Regions from separate parts of the Mus musculus genome. Here region 2 is linked to region 1. The links are chromatin loops, found by intact Hi-C in ENCODE. Cell type or tissue: gastrocnemius. All regions are shown on one strand. Each heading gives the region's core, and the rest is flanking DNA. Links, peaks and the distances in the headings are about the cores only. Region 1 overlaps Max (Max protein). Region 2 overlaps Fntb (farnesyltransferase, CAAX box, beta).

What was found. Peaks named below come from ENCODE experiments on the same cell type or tissue, not always from the same donor. Only the 100,000 strongest peaks of a DNase experiment are listed, where the experiment ranks them.
Region 2: it touches region 1 in a loop (2.4-fold over the local background); 3 of 42 quality-filtered maps call a loop at or near these places.

What each region holds. Positions count from the first base shown.
Region 1 is chr12:76,948,242-76,959,716 of GRCm38, reverse strand. It overlaps Max (Max protein), which reads left to right. Exons shown (of 4, transcript NM_001146176.1): 2 at 6,441-6,548. Among named protein-coding and RNA genes, the nearest start is that of Max, 8.3 kb to the left of the region's middle. In gastrocnemius, for the core only: no CTCF peak of the experiment used is centred there; DNase peaks (open chromatin) are centred at 4,478 and 4,785; H3K4me3 peaks cover 4,063 bases; H3K27ac peaks cover 6,761 bases.
Region 2 is chr12:76,895,621-76,907,095 of GRCm38, reverse strand. It overlaps Fntb (farnesyltransferase, CAAX box, beta), which reads right to left. Exons shown (of 12, transcript NM_145927.2): 7 at 9,683-9,769; 8 at 22-151. Gm46358 (a long non-coding RNA gene) reads left to right here. Exons shown (of 2, transcript XR_001780630.2): 2 at 9,647-11,475. Among named protein-coding and RNA genes, the nearest start is that of Gm46358, 8.9 kb to the left of the region's middle. In gastrocnemius, for the core only: no CTCF peak of the experiment used is centred there; a DNase peak (open chromatin) is centred at 8,749; H3K27ac peaks cover 2,893 bases.

The sequences.
Region 1 (11,475 bases), core at 1,430-9,429:
GCAGGATGCAACTAGGCTTGGTGGTTCTGGTCGGTAAACCCAGTTACTGGGGAGGCTGAGGTAGGAGGATCAAACGTTCGAGCAATTTACTGAGACCCTGCCTTAACATACACAACACAGAGTCCAGGCTTGTGGCCCAGTATGTAAGCCCAGGGCTTCTGAGGCTTTGGCAGGAGTCTTCCCTGAATTTTAAGCCAGCCTGGGATATAGAATGAGTTCCAGCCTGGGCTACAGCATGAGATTCTGCCTCACACGAACAAGAACTCTCTACCTTTGTCTCTTTTTCTAGGGAACAAGTTTGTAGGATGCCAAATGATAGCTCTGATGTAGGACCTTACTATTCACAGGCTAAAAGCAGGTTCTTCAGTTGTATGTGTGCTTCGTTAGAGATTGTACAGCTTGCCTGAACACTAAGAAAACCTTATTTATTGAGTGCTGGTTGATTGAGTGCAGTAATCTCAGAGGTCTTAAGGATTGTTCTGAGAGCCTCGTGGAAGATAATGTTTTATTTCCTAATGAAGCATTACACATACTTACTTCCACGGAAAGTCAAATTCCTTTTTTGTTTTGTTTTTCAGCTATTATTCTCTCTCTCTCTCTCTCTCTCTCTCTCTCTCTCTCTCTCTCTCTCTCTCTTGAGAGAGAGGGAAAGGCATCTAAGCTGTCTTGGAACTCAGGGAGATCGGTCCACCTCAGGTTCCTGGATTAAATGGGATTTAATCAGCTGGGACTAAATGTGTCACCACCCTGCCTGGGTCCTATTAGTCTTAATACTATGGACTTGGTTGTTTTCTTTTGAACCTGTCCTACCAAAACAACAACAACAAAGCAACTTCTTTCCCCCCTCCCCAAGTCTCTAGTTCTAAGGTCTGCTGCAGGACTTGATGAGGGTTAGGGGGCAAGGGTTGGAACGGCTTGTTTTGAAGACTCATCCTTGAGCTGGAATTAGGTTTGCCTTTCAGTGAGCGATGCTTTCTTACTCTATGATATGATAAGCAGTTCCTGCAGGCTTTCTGCTTTTGAAAGCATCCACTTGGGTGGTGATGCACATTTATTGTTTCCACTCCCATGAGACTGGTTCTACTTTGTCTAGATGTTTTAACTTTTTTTTGTCATTGTTGTTAAGGTGCTTTGGGTTTTTCCTTTCACTTTGGGACATAGACAGTGAAATTTTTGTTGTTGCTGGAGGTTGAACCTTTGAGACCCTTTGTTTTCATTTAGTATGTTTATTTATTGAGATTTTTCTGGTAGCAGTTTATCATAGCATAGACAGACAAAGCAGGTATATTATAGATGGTGCATTGTCCAACTGTCACAGACGGGCTGGGAACATGTACTCCTCCATTATCCCTGTGAATACATCCATTTGCTTTTTAAAATTTAGTATAAATAATACAATTTTTTTTCTAAAATATGGGAAGCTATTAGATTTTATCTTTGGAAAACCATTTAAGAAATGTGGACTGTGAACGACCACATGTTTAGGACTACGGGAAAACTTTTAAGAAGTTATTTGGAACCCAAGTGTGGAAGCTCACGCTTGTAATCCCAGCACTCAGGATAACTGAGACAGGAGGATTACCATGAGTTCGAACTGAGCGATAGTCTCTCTGTCTCTCTCTGTCTCTCTCTCTGTCTCTCTCTCTCTCTCTCTCACACACACACACACGTTATTTGGAAAATGTTCTGTGGGTCCTAACATGAAAAGATGATCATAGTTCCTACGGTCAGTACAATATCTTACTTGTGAAGAGTGCAGGCCATTCAGATCAGTATGGGAGGGAGGCAGTGGAAAGTGAAACTGATCTGCCGAGTGCTGCACACGAGTGCTGCACACGGAAGCAGTCTCCAGTGAGCAGCAAACTGTTAGAGGAAGTCACCCTGAACACTGGTTACTAAACTTAATAATTGCAGAATCTCACTAGTACTTTTTGGGGGGTGGAGTGGGGGAGTAAGTTGTATTTTAAAACTAAGTTTCTGAGGCAGTTACTTTATGCAAGGGGTTCCTTTTGCTTTATTTCTGTTTGGATAATTTCTCTGGGAAAGAGTGAAAGTGTATGTGAAATGTAGGATTCCTGAGCTGGTCAAGAAACCCGAGGCCTTTCTCTATGTACTGTCCTTTGCCGCGTCTGCTGAATCCAACATGTTGCACCTGCTCTGCTGGCTGGAGGTGTAAAGTAGGGTTGCACTCTTCCACTTCTAGTTCTTTCTGGTTTACAGTATTTTTAACTCCTCAGCTTTTTGCTTCTTTGGAGATTGAAGTGTATTTGGGAGGAAGGGAGTTTGACCACTCTGGAGGTTCAGGAAACTTGTGACAGAAGTGCTGCAAGGGCTGTAGTGCTTGTAGTGCTTCTGCTCAGCGCTTGCTCTGATGATGTAAAAGCCGCGTTCCTCCCTGCGCGTGTTGTGAGAGAGAAGACGGTGCTAAGTTTTTAAGGGTTGTGTGTTGCTTTGTCAAAAGGCTGACAGAATAAAAGAGTTGATCTAGGAACCCTATTTGATCTCTTTTGGGGACAAGGGAGGGTTATGACAGGGTTTTGCTATGTAGCCTGGCCTCCCCCTCTCCCTGCAGGAATTCTCCTGCCTCAGCCTCCTGTGGGGCTTACAGGTGTTATGTTATCAGGCCTGCCTTCCGTGTCCTAACCAAGAATTCCTTCCGCTAAACAGCTAGTGTAATGGCACGTGTGGGTTGTAGTGTTCCCAGGTTCTTTTAGACTCCAAAAGATGGTAGAAACCTCAAAAGCAAATATATTGACAGAAATGTGTATCAGCTGTAGGCTTCAAACAGAAGAGCTAGGAACCTGGAGTTAATATCTGCCTACTAAAGACACTAGTGAGATTATCTCATCTCAGGTGCCTGTTGTTTCATGTTGCAATTTTTAGGTTACTTTTGAGTTGCTTAGGAATTGTTTTATTTAATTCACCAAACAGAAGTAATACGTGTACTGCGTGAGAGTTCGGAGCCTTTGTATTCAGCAGTCTTAGTGTTTTAGTGAAGCTTGCTGGATAGTCCTGTGACTCTGTTGTCTAAAGAGACACCATTACATTTCTCAAAATAAATATACTAAATAGCCACTAAGGACGACACACGTTCTCTCCACATTGGCATTGAGAAGATTCCCCCTATATGGTAGAACAGTTAGGTGCCAGGCAGCTTGGAAGAAATGGCATTCTGGAAAAATCTTGTACATCTTTACAGTAAGGTGTTTCTTTCTCCATGCTAGGCCTCGCAGGAAGTTGGGTTGCTGATTGGTGAGATGAGTAAATGGAGATGCATTTTCTGTGCAGTAAGTTGAAAGGAAATACTCTGGAGAGAGTGCCTCGATTCTGAACGGGTCTCCTTAGCTTCGTGTCCTGTCAGTTTAGCGACTAAGCTTGCTTTCAACATTGAGCTGCACTAAGATACACATGCTTGTTAGTGTGAGAGGTGGACAAATTATAGGTGACGGGTTTGCTGCTGTCTGCCAGCGTGGAAAAGTTTGGTGGAACTACAGCTGAGACTGAGTAAAAGCCTTGGCCTAGACATCAAAGCTGGAAGCAATTTGGTACTGTAGTTCCTGGTGAGCAGCTGTGGACCACTCTCTGGTATCACAAAGCCCCTAGTACTTCTCTTAGTCTGGGACATGCTGATGAAGAAGGGCTTTATGACAGAAACTGCAAATCCTGTGTTACAGAGCAAGCAGTGTCCAGCATCTACTCCTGAGGATGTATAGGGGAGTCATTTGGGAACCTGTGACATCGCCCAAAAAGACCTCTGTGATCTATTCCACAAGGGTACCACCGGTCCCAGTGTCAGCATGACCAGACACTTCTCGGTATAGGCAAGAGAGTGTACACTCACCTGAATTGCTTTGTTCCGCTGTTGCTGTTGATTGCTGTGCTGCTTTAAAAAGACAGCTCCTGGGAGGATCTCCAGCACCTTCCGCCGAGGATCTTTACCTGGTTTTTCTTTCCTCAGTTCTGAAAGCTTGGCCTTTTGGGAAAGAGCTGTCAGCAAGAGAAGATGGCTAACAAGACAGTATAATAGCCTTCCCATTGGCCCATCACACAAAGCTAGGGGGTATCTGCTTCATCTTCAGCATAGAAATACTTTGCAGAGAGAACCCTCAGCCTTGTGTGAAGGTGTGTCAAGTTTTCCTATGCTCTGTAAGCACTGGAAATGTCACTTAATTCAGAGTTGCCTGGAATTAGGCATGTGAGTTGGGCATGTTTTTCACGTGTGCTTGCAAATGAGGCCAGGGGAGGGGAAAACAAGTCCATCCTTGCGGCTCTCTGTTTAGGCAGAACAGCCGAGGGTAGGCATGGCAGGATTGCTTGCTCTAAGACTCCCCCGTTCTGCTAGTTAAATTGGGTCTGGAACCACCACAGAAATTCCATCCACTGCTTGGAGAACAACAGTCCCCAGCCCAGGCTTTCTACCAGGCAGTGGCCTGCCGCCTTTCGTAGCCGAGCCAACTTCTAACTTGGCTGGCTCCCCAGATGAGAAGCCAAGATTTCTGCTCATGGTCTACGGCCAAGTTCACTACAGTCTTCCAACCAAACGACTTGTTGTCCATCTGAGTCCTTTCAGTGCTCAGCAAACGGGAGGGGGTGGTGCATCTTGTGGGATGATTTTGTTGTTTGGTTAAACTTAGCTCCTTGCTTGCAGCACAGGCCCACAGGAAACCAAGACCAACTTAGCTCTAACTGCTTGGGATTTTTAGGGTTCTCCCAAAAAGAAAACAGACAATTAGGATTTTATTTGTATTAACAGGAGGGATTGTGGGTAACTGGGGTCACTGCTTCCGTGCACAGCTCTTAAGCTGGGAGGAGGGCCAGGAGTCAGGGTGATTTAGTAGACAGGAGTATCTTGGACTGCTGCTGAAGACCAATTGATTTGCATGTAAATAGACCATCTTGGAAATTAGAGTAAACACCAGAGGTCTAGTCCATGCCAAATGCTGGTCCTAGGTCTCTTGGGCTCCTCAGGTACGGATTGTGACAGGCCAGTTTACCTCAAGCTGTCTCACACTGCCGCTGGAGGGTGGCTGTAGTTATCTTGCCCAGTGTTGTATAATATCCTCTAACCTCAGGTACCTGGTTTTTCAAGCTTAATTGTCCTTTCAGATTCCTTTTCTATTTTCCATATAACTAGTTGAGAAAATATTTTGCTTAACAGTGAACTGAGGTTTGAGAAGGGTTAACTTTACAAGTCCTTCAGGACAGTGGCTGTAATGGGGATTTGTAGCCGATTAACAACTGTAGATAGGCACCTAGGGATCAGGAGAAAAGTGCAGACCTCAGTGAGTCACAGACTTTAGAATTTGATAGGAGAAGAATTTCAGGTCCTTTTCTTCTCATGGCTCTGTCTGATTCTGTCTGACCATCTTTTCTAGTACAAGGATTCTTTGAAAGCAGCATTTAACTTGGTTTTCTCTTGTTGCTGCATTTTCAAAATTCCTGGCGCTCTGGGCTTAGTGGCCAGGTCACTCTAATGTGTACATAGGTTCTTTAGGCTAGCCTAGCCCAGCCTGCTCTAGTCAGGGTAAAATCTCAAAGAGTGTGTGTGTCTATAATGCCTGAAGTGTAGGTGTGGTGAAGTTTTTGCTGAAATAGGTCCTTGTGTTCTGTTCAGAGGGAGATGAAGCTCCTTAGCACGGTGCCCTGCTCTCTTTCCTTTCCTGATTGGTTGGCAGTCCTGGCCCAACAGCTGACTGTTTATAATTCCAAGCAGGAAAGGTTAAAGGCTGGTTAGGTTAGGGTATTTAGAAAACTGCCAAATGGGCCTGCCCTGCTGCAGGGGCCTGAGGGACTTTACCAAGAGCATGTAGGGGTCAGAAGGTCTGCTGCCCAAGAACTGCCTTTCTGGCTCAGTCTGTGTGAGAGGAAACTGAATGTAATTGACAGTCTGTCAGCTCTGCCATAATGAGCTCAGGTGCAACTGTGTTTTCTAGAGGATTGGTGCTCTCTTGTATGACTTGATAAGAGGATATGCTAGTGACCTTTATCAGGAGGGTGTCAGCGGAGCCTCAGGATGATGGGTTTCCTGTGGACAGAAGCAGCCCACGCCCCAAGTCTCACGGTAGAGGTAACCATAGCTTATGAAGTGCCCGCTGGAGCTTCCCTTAGTAACATTCCAACCACAGACTGGCAGCTGCTCCATCGTGTAGGTTGGGGACACTCACTGGAGAGTCACTCTTTGTCCCTGAATAACTTTGATTTTCCTTGTGCATGAGCTGGAGTCATCGTGCTACTTTGGATGTTCCTGTTGCAAGCCTTGCTCACCCTTTCTCCCCTTTAACAGAGCCTAATTCTGGAGACTCCTTCCTAACTACCCACCTCACAACAAATTTTCCCAGTCCACTTGCCAGGGACAGCGCTGACTGCACACACTTCCAGGCTTGGCCGCATCCACCTGTAAAGAAGTACACTCCTGACATGCTCTTTCTTCACTCTCCTAGGCTGACAAGCGGGCTCACCATAATGCACTGGAACGAAAACGTAGGGACCACATCAAAGACAGCTTTCACAGTTTGCGGGACTCAGTCCCATCACTCCAAGGAGAGAAGGTGAGTTTATTGACAAAGCCAGTTGGCCCATCAGCAGCTTGGAACGGACTAGAACATCCCTTCTGTAAAGAAACACAGTCAGGTGGCATGGTCTCTCTCTTTTTTCTTTTCTTTTCTTTTTGATTCTTTGGAAGATCCCCACACATTCTTAATTATCTTTAGCAAAAGCAATGTCAGCTCTAATAGCTCTTGTCAGGACATCCCTTTCAGAGTTGGAGATGCTGTAGTCCATTCCTTTTTTATTTGGTAGTGCTGGGCTTGAACCCAGGGCCTTGTACATGCTAAGCAAATAAATTAGTCACTCATGACATTACTATAACTATATCCTGTACTATGTAACATGGTCCATAATTAGTTTGGGATCACTAAAGATTCTCCCAGGCCAGCAACACCCTAAACCTCTGTGGGAATTTCTCTTGTGCAGTTCAACATTAGTACTTACTTGGTGTAAATGAACACTTTGAAGCAGGTCTGTGAACTGCCTGGGCACCAGTGATTTTCAGTTCTGACACATATTCTTCCCAACATATGTAAAGAGCATTGTTAGCTGTGGACCAAAAAAGTGAGACATGTTCATATGAGAGAGAATAAAGCAGTTATTCTCATCCTTCCTGGTGGCCTTTTGAAGCTTGTATTTTCCCTGGAGAGGTAGGAGCCAGCTGTTTCTAGCTTCAAAACCCAAAAGCTTTGAGCAAAAGCCTGTGGGTTAGGGTCACTCCTTAGAATAAAGAAAAAAACATTTGTTTGCACAGTTAGTTCTACCCTTGACACAGTGTAGCAACAGGCTGCTTTTTGTAGCCCCCTGGGTCAGCTTGTTTGAAAGAGCCTCACTGTATAGTCAGACTGGCCTGAATCTGGGATTCAGCCCATCTAGCCTGTTAGCATTACACCTAGCTTAAGGAACACGATTTAATAAAACGGTGTTTACTCTAGGTATGCTTCAAATGGCTTTACTGCTTTGGTTCTCTGCTAAGTGTCCTGAATTTGCTTTGTTATCCAAGATTACGTTTTTCATGTTTATAAAAAGTTGAAAAGCTATGTTTTCTATTTTGTCTATAATGTGGCCTTCTGTGTGGTTGAAGTATGGAGTAAGTCTAAGCTTACAGGAAAACACAAATAGGCCATGTGAATGCCGTATTACAAAGCCAGAATTTTGCTGTACGTTAAGCCCACTTGGTATATACTTGATTTAATGGCCTTGAACCAAGGTACTTACCGGAATAACAGCATTCCTGAGTATAACACTGAGCACCACAGGAAATCTTTATGACTGAGAGACGCACCCTTTGTGCAAGAGATTTATCTCTGATGCATACCTGACCTGCGGACACTTGGTGCTTATTCCGTATGCTAGAGTGTCAGCATCACTTGGTGAGCTTCTGGGCTAGAGCTGCCTTCATCTAAACCTGGGGCTGGGGATGTGCTTCTCAGTGGGAGGGCTGTGACCCGCCCACTTCCAGAGCCACATGAACTCCTGGGGTAAGCCAGGCAGGCAGGCTCATCTGAGGAGTTCTGAAGAGTGAGACCACTGAAAGTGTAGCTCACGAGCCACAGCTGCAGCGCTTCCTTCCTTGGCCTCTTCCCTTGCTGTTACATTCTTCCTTAACACCTTACAGGTTTACGATACTAGGTCCTCTTGCCGCGTTTCTTTGAGGAAGTTGAAGTTTGACTTTGCTAGCTTACAGATGGGATGAGTAGTTTGTCATCCGTGGTCCTTTCACCTACTCCATTCAGCAAACATCCTTGCAGGGTCTACACACACCAGCTACTGTTCTTAACAAAAATAGATGTTTTATTTTAGCAAGGAAATAATAGAAATTAAATAATCACTAAAATTAGGAATACTGGCTAGGCATGGTGATAGCAGATACCTTTAATCATAGCAATTGGAAGGCAGGTGGATCTTTTTAGTTTAAGGCTGGTCTGGACTACATATTAAGTTCCCGAATCGCCAGGACTCTGTGTATGCTTGCATGTGCATGTGCATGCGCTATGGAGGAGATTAAGGTGGGGCGGTTGGTGGAACAGATAGATCCCATTGGCAAGATGGCCTTTGGGCAGATTTCATGGTCGTGAAGAACTATTTGTCTGGCTCTGGGCATTCAAGGCAGGAGGAAGGCCAGTTGAGGAATCTCGAACAGGCCAGAATGGATAAGGAGTGGGTGAGAGGATGATACCAGGCCCTGTATTGTAATTTCTTGTGTTTGCATGTTTGTTGAGATGGGGTTTCTTGTATCTCTGGCTGACCTGGAACCTACAGCATAGTTAAGGCTGACCTTGAATTCCTCATCTTCTGCCTCCACTTCTTAAGTGCTTGGATTTGGTTTAGTCGTTTTTTTGTTTTGTTTTGTTTTGTTTTTTTTTTTAAATTTGGGAACAAGAACCAGATTTAGTGAGCCAGTCAACAGAGCCCTAATCTGCCAGTGTCAAGCTGCCATTCTTACTTCAGAGGCCTTCCTGGCCTGCTTGCTCTTAACCTTGTAAGTCATAAAGAGTCCTCTGCATGTGTGAAGGGCAGGACTTTTCATTATTCTTCCTTCCGTCTGCCAATAGGCTCACAGGTGCAGGGAGGCTTCAGGTCTGCAACCTTTCGGTCTCTCAGACTGACTTCTCACCAAATGTCGCAATCTTCTTAAAATGTCGTATTGGAACCAAAGGAAATTGACTCATTCTTGATTTGAATTGCAATGGTTAAGGTTGTGACATGTCAGTGGTCATGAAGTGAATGTCCGTGTGAGTTTTGGAGAGCTCAGCTCAGATTGTTGAAGGAAGGCCTTTGATCTGAGTCTCCTTTGATGTCAGCACCCTTATGTGCCAGGGACTCTACAGTTAACATTGCAATTATGTGATATGTGTCCAAGCCTTTTTTAAGATTTTTGTTTATTTGTTAGGTTTGGTCCCCCCCAGGTTTGGTTTCTTGAGATAAAGTTTCATTCTGTGGCTCTCAAACTGGCTTGAGTTCATAGTAATCTTCCTGTTTTAGGCTCCATAGATTCACTTGGAAAAGTGAAGCCTCTTTTTTTTTTTTTTTTTTTGGTTGTTTCTGTTCCATGTATGTGTGTGTGTGTTTTGTTTGTTTGTTTTTGTTTTGTTCTTCTGGGGTTGGGGAGTTCTGGTTTTTGAGACAGGGTCTTATTATGTAGTCCTGGCTTTCATGAAACTCACTATATAAGCCAGGCTGGCTTCAAACTCAAGATGAGATCTGCTTGCTTCTGCTTCCTAAGTGCTGGGACTAAAGGCATGGCCACCATGCCTGGCTTTGTGTGTGTGTCTTTAAATAATGAAAGAAATGAGTTTCATCCTGAGCGTTATATTACATTTTACTTCGTTCTTATTTATATTTGAGACAGGGTCTCAATATGCAGCCCTTGCTGTCCTGGACCTTACTATATAAATCAGGCTGGCCTTGAAATCACTAAGATGCCTCTGTCTTTGCTTTTTTCTTTTTTCTAAAATACAGAAGGAAAAATTCATATTGATTCAATTGGATCCTAACCTGGGAAGAAAAAAAATGGTCTTTTAAAAATTTAATGTAGAGTTTGGTATAGCGTGATTAGAATTCATAATTGTGCTTAAGCCTCAAGTGCTTAGCCTGCAATCCTGAGCCACTATCTCACAAGGAGAAACATGTTATTTGTTTATTTACTTTTGAGAGAGGGTCTCCTAGCTGGGGCTTGCAATCCCCTAGGTAGTCTTCGTTGACATAGAACTTACTGTCTGCCTCAGCCTCCTAAATATTGGAATGACATGACATGTGTCACCATGCAGTCTGGCAAGAAAGAAAACTTGAAAATAAGACACAAACTCCATTTATTTCTTGTTTCTTGTATTTGTATGATAAAATAAGCATCATGAAGAATGCCTGTCTTCTCTAACTCCTGTAATCTAGCACTTGGGAGTTTGAGGGAGGTTAACTATAAACTTGGGATGCTGTTCTTACAGGGTTCAAGTCCCATCATCCACATGGTGACTCACAACCTTCTATAGCTCCAGTTCCAAGAGACTGACCCCTCGTGAATTTCTTTAAAAAGAAAGACAAACAGAAAAGACCAGTAATCTAGGAGTGGCACTGAACACCTGTAGTCCCAGTACTTAGGAGATAGAGGCAGGAGGACCAAAAGTTGAGTCAGCAACCGTGAGGTAGGCCAGCCTGTGCTGTGTGAAGTCCTGTCTCAAAGGCAGGTTTTTTTTTTTTGAGGTGCTGACTGTTGTTGGGCAATCACTGTTGTTGTTCCTACTCTTATCAGAAATGAGGGGCCTGTTCAAGGTCATGACCCAGTCTATAGCAGAACAGGACTTAGAACCCGGACAGCTGAGTTCCTTATTTCTACAGTATTGGATGATAAGCAGTCTGGGGGTATTGTAAAGAAATCCAGCTTGTATAGTTGGGCAGGCATGCATCACTCAAAGACTGAGGCAGGCAGATTGCCACAGGTCTGAAGCCTGCCTAGGCTAACAGTGGCCTATCTAAGGGATACCAAGTCCCCCTTTGCTCATGCTAGCAACCTTACTTAATACAGTAGGGTTCACAAAAAGGAAAAAATAAAAAGATGTGAAAGTAGAGGTTGACATACTGAGAGGAAGAGGGGTTCAGTGGAAGGAGTGGGGAGGGTAATGTGGGAAATAAGCTCAAAATTCATTATATATATGTTTGAAATTACAACAACAAAGAAAATCTAGCTTAAGTACTTAAGTCTTGTCATTTCCTGGGAGCTTTCTTGACACAGCTCCGTTAATCTTAGCAGTATGTAAGTTACTATGAAAATACTCGTCTAAAGTGGTTTACTCAGGGTACACCAGAAAGCTGAGCTGAGAGTCACTTAGAGTCTGGATTCTTTCTGACTTCACATCTCTCCACTCAGCCCTAGAAAGTGGCTCATTCCAGTCAGTGGTCATTGAAGTTTTTGGTTTTCTCTTGTTGTATTTC
Region 2 (11,475 bases), core at 1,135-9,134, 52 kb after region 1:
GGTGGTGCAACAGCTACTCACTAGCAAGCTCTTCAGGTTCAAAGAACGTTCCTTCTTGAGGATAACCAGCGCAGCCAAGCCACAGAAGGTGTAGCCACCGTGGGCTTCCATCCCTGGCACCCCACCAATGCCGCCTTCCCAGTTCTGGCACCTAAGAGATCAAAAGAAGCAGATGTGGAGAGTGCAGGGACGGGGACAGGCGTCCTGACCATATTCTGGTGGCAGAGAATAAGTCGGCTCTGATTAAAGCATAAGATGGTAGCACCATGGATAGAGCTGTGCTGATTTATTACCTTGGCTGCATGTGTGTGTGTGTGTGTGTGTGTGTGTGTGTGTGTGTGTGTGTGCACGTGCATATGGCAGTCAGAAGTCAGCTTTGGGTGCTGTTCCTCAGGAGGGCTAGCCACGGGTTTTTTTTTGAGACAGAGTCTCTCACTAGATCCTGGGGAATCAATGAGTCCTAGGGATCCCCAAACCCCCTCCCCAGTGCCGGGATTACAAGTATGTCTGGCTTTTCACATGGGTACTGGGCTCAGGTCCTCTTGCTTGCACAGAGCACTTTATAGGCTGAACTACCTCCCTAGCCCCTTATCTAATGTTAGCAGATTCCTTTTCCTAGAAAACAAAACCAGTAGGCCTTGGAGATTTAGAAACTGTCCACTCACATAAGAAATGGAGTAGCACTGGTCAATCCTCATGGGAAAAGCTGCAGGGTAGTATATGTAGCAGAGTCAGCAAGTTAACATGAAGTAGAAAAATAACTGCTATCTCTGGCTATTTTCAAGTACAAGTTTATTGGTGAGTGCCTTTTCACTTTTGTCTAGTTTCTTCCTTTTCACCCTAGCTCTGGAGCTCAAACTCAGGACTTGACACACGCTGGGCCACACCCGTCCCTCTGATTTCCAGTTTCCTGTTTCTGTTTGTTTCATGTAGCCAGGCTGGTCTTGAATTTCCTAGAGGACCCCTGTCTGGCCTGACCTCTATGCCACTCAAGTGCTAGGATCCAGATGTGTGGCACCCTGCTACAGCTATCTGGGTTGTCTGCTGGTTTTTTGGTTTGGTTTGGCTTGGTTTGGTTTGTTTTTGTTTTTGTTTTGTTTTTTTGTAGTACTGGAGATTAGACCAGGGCATTGTACATGCTAGGCAAGGACTCTACCACTGAGCTACATCTCAGCCTGCTTTTTGCTTTTGGAAGTAGGTCAGGTCCCTAAGCTGCCCAGGCTGGCCTTGCATTACTCACTCTATAGTCCAGGCAAGACCTAGATTTGGGATTCTCCTGTTTTAGCCTCTGGAATAGCTGGAATACGAACCCACACTACCAGGCTGCATGGCTTAAAACTTCTGTAATGAACACACACACACTTTGAGCTATGTTGTTGGCAACTCTGTTGTCCAGGTGGGCTCAAGTGATCCTCCTACGTCAGCTTCACAGAGACTGGAACTACCTGGGTGTGATAGCTCACGGCTGTAATTTCAGAACTCGTAAGGCCGAGGCAGGAGGACTGCCTGGGCCACAGAGTAAGATCCTCTCTCAAACAAAAACAAACAATACCAACGATAAACCCCCTAAGTATAAGATTGTGCCCAGCTTGTAACTGCTCAAAAATAAACTTTGTGAGGACTGGAGAGATGGCTCAGTGGTTAAGCGAACTGACTGCTCCTGAGTTCAAATCCCAGCAACCACATGGTGGTTCACAACTATCCATAATGAGATCTGATGCCCTCTTCTAGTGTGTCTGAAGACAGCTACAGTGTACTTAGATATAATAATAAATAAATCTTTAAAAAAATAAACTTTGTTTTTAAATTTTAGAATTTTCCATATACTTAAACTATCTGATGTTTTAGTCTAGTACCTAGGACTAATCTCTAAGCTACAGGCCAGCCTGGTCTACACAGCAAGTTTCAGTCCATCGAGAGCTGCATATGAGACTCTACTTTATTCATTGAAGTAGTTTCTTTCTTTTTTGGGGGGATAGGCGAGGGGTGGTATTCAAGACAGAATTTTTCTGTGTAACCCTGGCTGTCCAAGAATTTGATCTGTAGACCAGGCTGGCTTCGAACTCACAGAGATCCTCTGCCTCTGCCTGCTGAGTACTGGGATTAAAAGTGTGCGCCACCACTACCCAGTCAGAGGTAGTTTCTTGTTGAACCTGCAGCTTGCTGCTTCTAGCTAGTCTAGGGGGCAGGCTTGCCCAGGATATGTTCTGTTTCTGTCACCCAAGTGCTGGGATTCCAGGCAGCCGCCATGACTGCCCAGAGTTTACATGGCTCTGAGGAGCTGAACTCTGGTCCTCACGCTTGCACAGCAAGTGCTGGGTCTCCTGCCACCTCCCCAGCCCATGCATCACCTGTGGGTCAGCAGGACAGGGCCACTTCTAAGAACTGACCTTACATGTTTGCTACAACCCCATATTTGAGAGCAGAGTGTCAGGCCAACTTAAAAATTCAGATGTGTGTGAGCAGAGGCTGAGATATAAACATGCTGCATCTTACAACAGACCATCACCTGCTCATTAAGTAGTGCTACGGAGTTATGAAAATGTTTCAGGTATTACATGAATGCTAGAAAACAACAGTGTACTGTATGGCTGACTTTCCAGAACTCTGGAAGAATATACATTAAAAAAAAAAAAAGGTCGGGTGTGGTGGCGCACGCCTTTAATCCCAGCACTGGGGAGGCAGAGGCAGGTGGATTTCTGAGTTCGAGGCCAGCCTGGTTTACAAAGTGAGTTCCAGGACAGCCAGGGCTATACAGAGAAACCCTGTCACGAAAAACCAAAAAAAAAAAAAAAAAAAAAAAAGTCTGAGGCTGGGCATGTTGTACATGCTGTTAGTCCCAGTACTTGGGAAGCAGAGGCAGGTGGATCTTTGTGAGTTCCAGGTCAGCCAGGGTTACATAGTGAGACCCTGTCTCAAGAAACAAAATCAACAACCAAAAATTTATAATGGTCACTTTTAACTGTCAACTTGACACAGTGTGGACTCACTGGAGAGAATAGTGTGAGTGAAGGGTGTCTAGAGGAGGTTGCCCCCCCCCAGCCGCTCGCATGTCTGAGGGAGACTGCCTTGATTGCGTTAACTGATATGGGCAGTGCCATATCCTGCGTTAGGTCCTGAACTGTGTAAGAGTGGAAAGAGGGCTGAGCACTAGTAAGCAAGAGCGCACTCATTTCTCTCTGCTCCGGCCTAGCAAGTTCCTGTTCCCTCTACTTACTTCTGTTCTGTGATGTATCCTAGACTCTTGAAGTAAAGCAACCCCCCACGCACTGATTTCTATAAGGATATTTTATCACAACACTAGCGAATGAAACTCGGAGAGCTGGTATCATGGTGGTAGATTATAAGGAAGTCAGATTTTCTTCTTTGCCTCCCTATAACAAGCATGTTTTATCTATGAAGTCATTTTTTTTAAAGATTTATTTATTATATGTAAGTACACTGTAGCTTCAGACACTCCAGAAGAGGGCATCAGATCCCATTACAGATGGTTGTGAGCCACCATGTGGTTGCTGGGATTTGAACTCAGGACCTTTGGAAGAGCAGTCGGTGCTCTTAACCGCTGAGCCATTTCTCTAGCCCCCTATGAAGTCATTTTGAGGTCTGTGTGTGTGCATGTGTGCAGCACCTGGATGTGTGCTGGCATTGAATCAGCGGCCCCACTCATGCAAGCCAAGTACTCTACCACTAGCCCTCTCCCTAGCCCTGAATTTTAAATGTATTTTTAAGTGACACTATCACGATGCATTTCCTAAAGTCACTCTTCTCCTCTGCCACAGTGGAACAGCACAGGTGAACAGGCCTTCATCCAGGAGCTGACAGGACCCCCAAACCCCTCCCCAGAGAGGCCTGAAGTCTGGAGAGCCCACAGGCTTTCTTCTGAGATAACTCAGGCTCAGGGAAACCAGCTACATGCTCAGAGCAGACTGCTCTTGTCTGTCTGTCCCTCAACCTCCATCACCACCCAAACACGAACCTCACTTTAGATTGCCAGTGCACTTGGCTACTTGGACTAGAGAAAGCACTCGTATCTGAAAAGTAAGGCGAGTGACAAGTTTGCAAGGGAGATCAAGTTCCTTTCTCTGCTAAACTAATCTTTGCTTCGGCTGCAAAAGGTAATAGTAAAACAGTTTATACTCCTAAGAGTGTGAAAGAATACACACTGCAAAGAAACTTCTTGCCCATTCTCAACCCCTAGTTCCCATGACCAGCAGAGACCTATCAGTCTCTGTGCCTCAGTCTGTCTCCTCTGTGTCTCGTTCACACACACATCACACATACTACACACACATACTCCACACACTATATACACTATATACACATACATATATACATACAGTACATACATGGTACACACATACACTACATGCACACACACCACACACATATACTAAAGACATATATTCTGCTTTCCTTCCCGTGGTTTTATACAAACAGGAGCATATGATATACCCTCTCTGCGCCTTGCTTTTCTTCAGCTAATAAGACTCTTAGGAAATGACCATGGTGGCGCATGCCTGTAATCTCAGCACTGATAGATGGAAGAAAATCAGAGTTCATGCCAGCCTCAACTATATAGCAAATTCAAACCCAGCCTGAGCTGCCAAAGACCCTGTCTTCCACACACCCACACCCACAAACACAAATAATGGACAACACAAAGAACTGAATGCAATAGCCCAATAAAACAGAAGTAAGAGGATTTAAATGCATAAACAGCCAGGATAAAGACAGCAGGAGATGACATGAGCACAGGCTAGCAATAGCGAAATCCTAAAAGCTGACTGACAAGTAGAGAGGCTAACAGCACCTAACCAGCTGGTTAGAGAAACCTACCTCCGTTCTGGGCTGGTGGCAGAGAAGCAGCAGCAGCCAAAAGCAGGAACATGCTTGATTTTTATGATGGTTTAAGTAAGAATGGCCCCTATAAACTCAAATGCTTGAATGTTTAGTCCCAGGGCGTGGCACTATTTGAGGATTAGGAGGTGTGCCCTTGTTGGAGTGGGTGTGTCACAGGGGATGAGCTTTGAGGTTTCAAAACCCCATGCCAGGCCCAGTCTCCACTCTCTCTCCCTCTTTCTTCTCTGTTTCTCTTCTTTCTCCTCTCCCTTCCTCTGCCTCTATGTCTCCCTCTGTCTCTCCCTGTCTGTCTGTCTGTCTGTCTATCTATCTCTAAAATCCATGCTTCTACCAAAAGGGAGGAGGGTGCTGAATCCCAGCTTCCACAGCAGAAAGAAGGGATCAGTGGGAGGCCACCTCAGGGCCCAAACACCTCACCTTTTCCCTACTTGTAATTCATAAGAAGCCTGCAAGGTTCACACCCTAGGCAGGAATTTGAAAGCTCAAGAACAAAGCCCTCAGAGATACTGAATTCCCTGAAAACCAGCTAGGTCTTAACTCAGCCTGGGTGCAGGCTCTGTCAGCCTTTCAGTATCAGACACAGCATGAATAGGGTTGCTAAGCACCAGATGCAGGGGGCGCATCTCCATATGGAAGAGAGACCCAGCCTCAAAGGCAATGGGGAGGAGACAAGCTGGGCCCAGAAGAAAACTGCTTAAAGTTGCATCTTATCTTATTTTGAAGTTTTATTTATTTTTTGTGTATGGATGTTTTGCCTGCATGTTTGCTTGTATACCATGTGCAGTCCCTGTGGAGGCCAGAAAAGGGAGTCAGATCCCCTGGAACTGGAATTATAGAAGGTTGTGAGCTGCTATGTGAGTGCTGGGGTCGAGCCCATAGCCTCTGGAAGAGCAGCTAGGGCTCTTAGCCATTGAGCCATCTCTGCAGCCCCTTACAGTTGTATCTTAGATAATACTGTGTGAAGGAAGCAAAGATGACAAAGTGGAGCAGCAGAGAATATAAAAAATAAGTATTCAGGGGGAAAAACCAAACTCTGGAAAATTAAAAATAAAACTGGAGAATAAAACAGCAGAAGGATGAAAGGGTAAATGGTTAGGCAAGCTCTTGGAAAACACAAGAAAAGTTAAGATAGAGAACAGACCCCCACTGGGCTTTAAAAGCCATTAGGTCAGCCGGGCGTGGTGGCACACACCTTTAATCCCAGCACTCAGGAGGCAGAGGCAGGCAGATTTCTGAGTTCGAGGCCAGCCTGGTCTATAAAGTGAGTTCCAGGACAGCCAGGACTACACAGAGAAACCCTGTCTCGAAAAACCAAAAAAAAAAAACAAAACAAAAGGTCTTGGTTAGTGGTGGTGAATGCAGACATGTACGGCTGGCCAAGGTGCTGGGAATACGTGTGGGGCACTCTTTCTTTGATAGGACATTGATGCTGCCCCTCTACAGCTCAGAGACCCTCTGAGGGCGGCTGAGAGGCAGGCACAGCCATTGCAGTCACGATCTCACAGGACCTGCCCAGGACTGGGCAATGCTATGTCATGGCTCGGCTCAGGGAGGAGCTTACCAGGCCCTACCCCTCCCAACTGAACTAGTGGTTACTGATGGATTCTGTACCTATTGAGGAGCCCAGTGGATATCCCCAAAGCTGTGGTCACACAGACGACCCTGGGAAAACTCACCGAGTCACAAAACAAAAAAGACATCAATGTGGGAAAGGGACTTGGAGAGAAGGTGGGGAATAGGAGAGGGGTGGAGATAAGAGAGGTGGGGGGGATAGAAGAGGGCGGGTGACAGTAGTCAGAATGCACTATAAATATGTACAAACTGTCTAAGAACAAATTTGATAAAAGTCTTTTAAGATGAGGTTAATACTTGTGTAAAAGATGCTGGGAAAGCAGCCGTGTTATGCTGACATATGCCTATAATCCTAGCACTCAGGAAACTAAGGCAAGATGGCCGACAGTACTGGTCAGCCTTGGGATCACACTGATACCTTGTTTCAAAAATAAAGAAGTTGCTAAAAAAAATACTGCAAGGTGATTTCTTGGTCCTGAAATGTGTGCTTGCAAATGAGAGTCCTGCTGAGTGCCTACCACACAGGGAAATTGATCCACACCAAGATTCACCATCAGGATGTTTCCACACAGCACCAACAAAGGTTCTCGACTGGGTGTCCTGATGGCCTGGCACGGTGGCAGGCAGGCACTACAGTTACCACCACAGGCTAACTCGCTTGAATCTGGTGTGTTCCAGATGTGTATACAATTTAACATCCCATCATTCTACACAAAGAAATGAAATGATGTGTCCAAGGCACAAAGCTAGTGATAAATAGACTGGCTCAGTCAGATCCCCATGTTCCGTGAGTGTCCTGGCAATAAGTCCACCTGAAGACTGGGCTGGACACTCCTACGCAGTGCAGAACATCTCCAAGGCCTGGCCGACTAAGGAAAGGCACAGGGAGTGCAACGTGGCATTAAAACTGAGAGCCAACAACTGCAGAGCGCTGCTCCCCTTCTATACAACCCTGTCTTTCTCTTCTTTTTTCCTTCTGGTTTGCCCAGGGGATGACCTTAGTACCCTAGTGGTGGCAGTGGCAGCCTGGGTCTTAGGGCAGGGCAGGGCAACTAAATCTAATAGAAAGCCACCATCTTTAGCAGGAAAAAACAGGCTACTAGAAAGTGAGGACAAGCCAGGAAGAGTCAGAGATGGAAAAACCCCAATTGAGCTCAAGTTTCTCCGTTGAAAGTACATACACTGGGCAAACCGAGCAGCTTGGAATCAAAACCGATCTGAGATCTGAGCTGCCACCCACGGCAGGGCAGAGCACTGTTTGAAGTTTACAGTGGGAATCTGACTAAGTGGCTTGTCTGCTAAAAACAAAAACATCCTTTGAAGCCATCTAACAGAATCCATTCACGACAATACACCAGCCACCATGTCTAGGACACCATCTAAAGCCATTCAATTCACCAATACCCAGGAAAATGAGACAGGTCTATTTCAAGATACTCACAGGCTGAAAAGACCTACACGTGGGTTTTAAATTTTTTATTTGATTATTTTATTCTACATGTATGTGTGTTTGCCTAACATGCATACCTGTACTACCACATGCCCATGGAGGCCTTTAGAGGGTATTAGATCTCCCAGAAATCAAGTTACATACAGCTGTGAGCCACTATGAGGTTGCTGGGAATTGAACCCTGGACCGCTGGAAGAACAGGCAGTGTGCTTAATAACTGAACCACATACACACCACCCTTTTGAGACAGGGCTTCACTATATTGCCCAGACTTGTTGGTCTTGAATTCCTGGATTCAATGGATCTTTCTGCCTTTTGCTCTGGAGCAGTAGGGACCAGCACGCGCTTCTGCACTGGCTCCCCAAGGGTTTGTACGCAGATATAATTACGTGTTTGCCACAGAAGTGAAGAAGAGCATACTGGGAAGGAATAAAAAGATGGGATCTCTCAACTGAGAAACAAAGCACTAAGAAGAGCCAAATCCAGGGAATGCCCAGTTTCAGTCTCAAAGCACCACCATCTCTCTACTGTGTCCTCAAAGACTGTTAGTTAGTGTGGAAATCAGATCCACTGATGAGGACATGGAAAGTCAGAAGACAACGAAGCAATGCTTACAGACAAATCAGTCTACACCACTGCCAAATTATTAATCTCCAACCAGACAGACCACCAAGCAGGCTTGCAAATAAAGATGCATGCAGGGTCTTAAAAATACATTTCCTAGGTGTCCTTTTCTAAGAACTTTGGGAGTATTATGCTTTATTAAAATGAATAATAAGAAAACAGGGCTCCAACAAAGCAGAAAAATGAAGTGAATTTCATGCTGGAAGGAAGCTTGTAGATGCCTGCTGTGTATCAAGCTGAGAGCAGTCTGTCTAGATCTGAAGCAGGGGTGGAGGTGGGGGTGTGACCCAGAACACACCCACAAATACACACATATACACCACACACAAATACACACCCCCAAACAAATATACACACACAAACACACTCACACATACATACACCCCCCCACAAATATACACACACTCACACACACATACACACCCCACACAAATACACTCACACACACACATACACACCCCCACACAAATACACACTCACATACACACAAATACACTCACACACACACAAATACACACCCCCACACAAATAGACACACATACATACACCCACACACACAAATACACACACACACACACACATACACACACACACACAAATACACACATACTCACACACACATACACACCCCCACATAAATACACACTCACTCACACATATACACACACAAACACGTGCCTTTTGTTTTCTGTTTTCTATTTTAAAAAGGCTCTCTTACAGCCCAGGCTAGCCTGAAACTCAGGATGGGGCTAAAGAAGGCCTTCTGAATGCTGTGATCACCTTGTGGGTACCGAGGGCCACCACACCCAGTCCTGTTTCCAGTGTTTTGTTCTTATAAATGAGTCTTTGTCTCTTTCATGCACGTGGGTGAGTTTCTGTAGGAGTGAAGTTTCTGGGTTTTCTAAGCAAGGCTGTTTTGAGATATTGCCAAACTGCTTTAATCAATTTAGACATACTCTCACCAAGGCTACTCACCAAAGGTTTTGATCTGTGCCAATATAAACTATAATATAGCATTAATGGAAGTCTAAAAATAATCCCAGGTACTTATAAAGGGCACAGAACTAACTCCTAAGACAGCTCTTATAATTTTATATTCCCTTCTGGGCTTTCAAGTTTTTTATGTTTCTTGACTGCTAGCTCTCTGGGGACTGGGGACCATGTGACTTCTCCCACCTGGCTATCCATTCGGCCGTGCCTTCAAAGAGGTCTGGAGTGATGATGTTGGTGAGAGAGGCTACCGAGGCAGCACAGTATGCACTCCTGCAAAGACGGAAACAGGGAAACACATTAGGCTCCAAGGAAAAGCCAGAACGAGGCCCAGAAAAATGCCTGGGTACATTACTGCAGTCACATCTCATTCTTGGCACACAGCTGTTCTTCTTGGGTCTCCGAGAGGTGTGACATTCTGTCTGGATGGAGTTGCTCACGACACGGCTTCAGTGAAGGAACATGGCATTCTCTGTCTCCGCACAGGCATACTACAGCCTCAGAATTGATGGTCATATCAATTCATCTCAAAAATAGATTGAGCCCTTTTTCCAAAGACCTACCAACGGTTCCCACATCTCATCTGGTGTTGATGAGGTTCGTTCGGATGTCTCACTGCTACGGACTCAGGACCTCTGTCTGAACTCACTCCGAAGCAGGCCACCACACTCTACTAGCTGCTCAAGCCACACAAGAGAGACAGGAATTGGTACATCCTTATGCCTCTAGAGAAAAGAGCTCTGATTTCAAGTGTTGTCATCAGATACGCAGAAACACACCTTTCAGCAAAAAAAAAAAAAAAAAAAAAAAAAAAAAAAAGTAGGAACAGTGCTTTGGATATGGCTCAGTTGGTAAAGTGCTTACCAAGCACGCACAAAGCCCTAGTTGTGCAAAACTGGTCATGGTAATGTATGCCCTAATCTCAACACTCAAGAGGCAGAGGCAGGGGGATGGCAAGTTCAAGGTTATTCTCAACTTGAGATACATGAGATACTGTTTCAAACGGAAAACATAAGAAGGTAGCCCTGTCTTTCCGGAAGGCAGGGTAGTTCTGGGGATCTAACTCAGGGCTGTGCACACGCCATGAGCATTCTCTTCCACTAAGCTCTATTTCCAGCTATCTGAAAATGAGCAAATAAAATAAAATAAAATATGATTTGAGATACTCTTGTCATTCTATTCGTTCAGTCATAAGTCTCAGGACATTCATCTTCTCCACCTGTCATGGAACCCATTCATACAGTCTTTTCCAATACCCACCATGGAAAGTCAAAAATTATTTCTTTGAATTCTACTTACAAATCCTGACTCTAAGAGCTCAGAAGGAACAGGAGAGGGAAGGAAAAGAAAGCTTGGCTCCCATCTTATTCTATGTATAGACTTAACATGAAGCCAACCTTACTGAGGCATTCTATAGAAATCTCTGCAGAAGCCACGGGCTTGAATGTCCTATCAGCATTTATGACCGGCCAGGCTTCCACTGGCCAAAGGCACAGCAGAGGTTGAGCTGCGCCAGCAGGCATCCTGAGTGCACAAGAGAGAGTCAAGTGTGCCGAGGGCCAAATGCTGTCGTTTACCATATGCTAACTTTGAAGGTATGATCTAATTTCCTCCAGGCCTTGAGCTGCTCACAAAGGCCCAGCACTGTTTTCGGAGGCTCTTGAATCCTAATGAGGTAGGGAGGGGGCCTGTAATGCAGTCTGCCTTTCATCAGAACTGACAGGGGAGGCAGTTGTGGAATTCTGTCCTCCAGGGTGTGACGTGGCTGCTACAGTCTTGAAATCAGAGCAGTTGTGATGACTTCAATAGATCCTCACAAGATAGTGTCTATTAATATTCCTGTGTAGGAGGAGGGTGGGGGCGGGGCATCAGACCCTTATTGGAGACACTGGCCACTTCTTTTCTGAAACCTGCTTCCCCACTAGGTGTATGTAATCCTGACCTGAGCTGTACGTGGTCTTAGGTGCTAGAGAGTATGT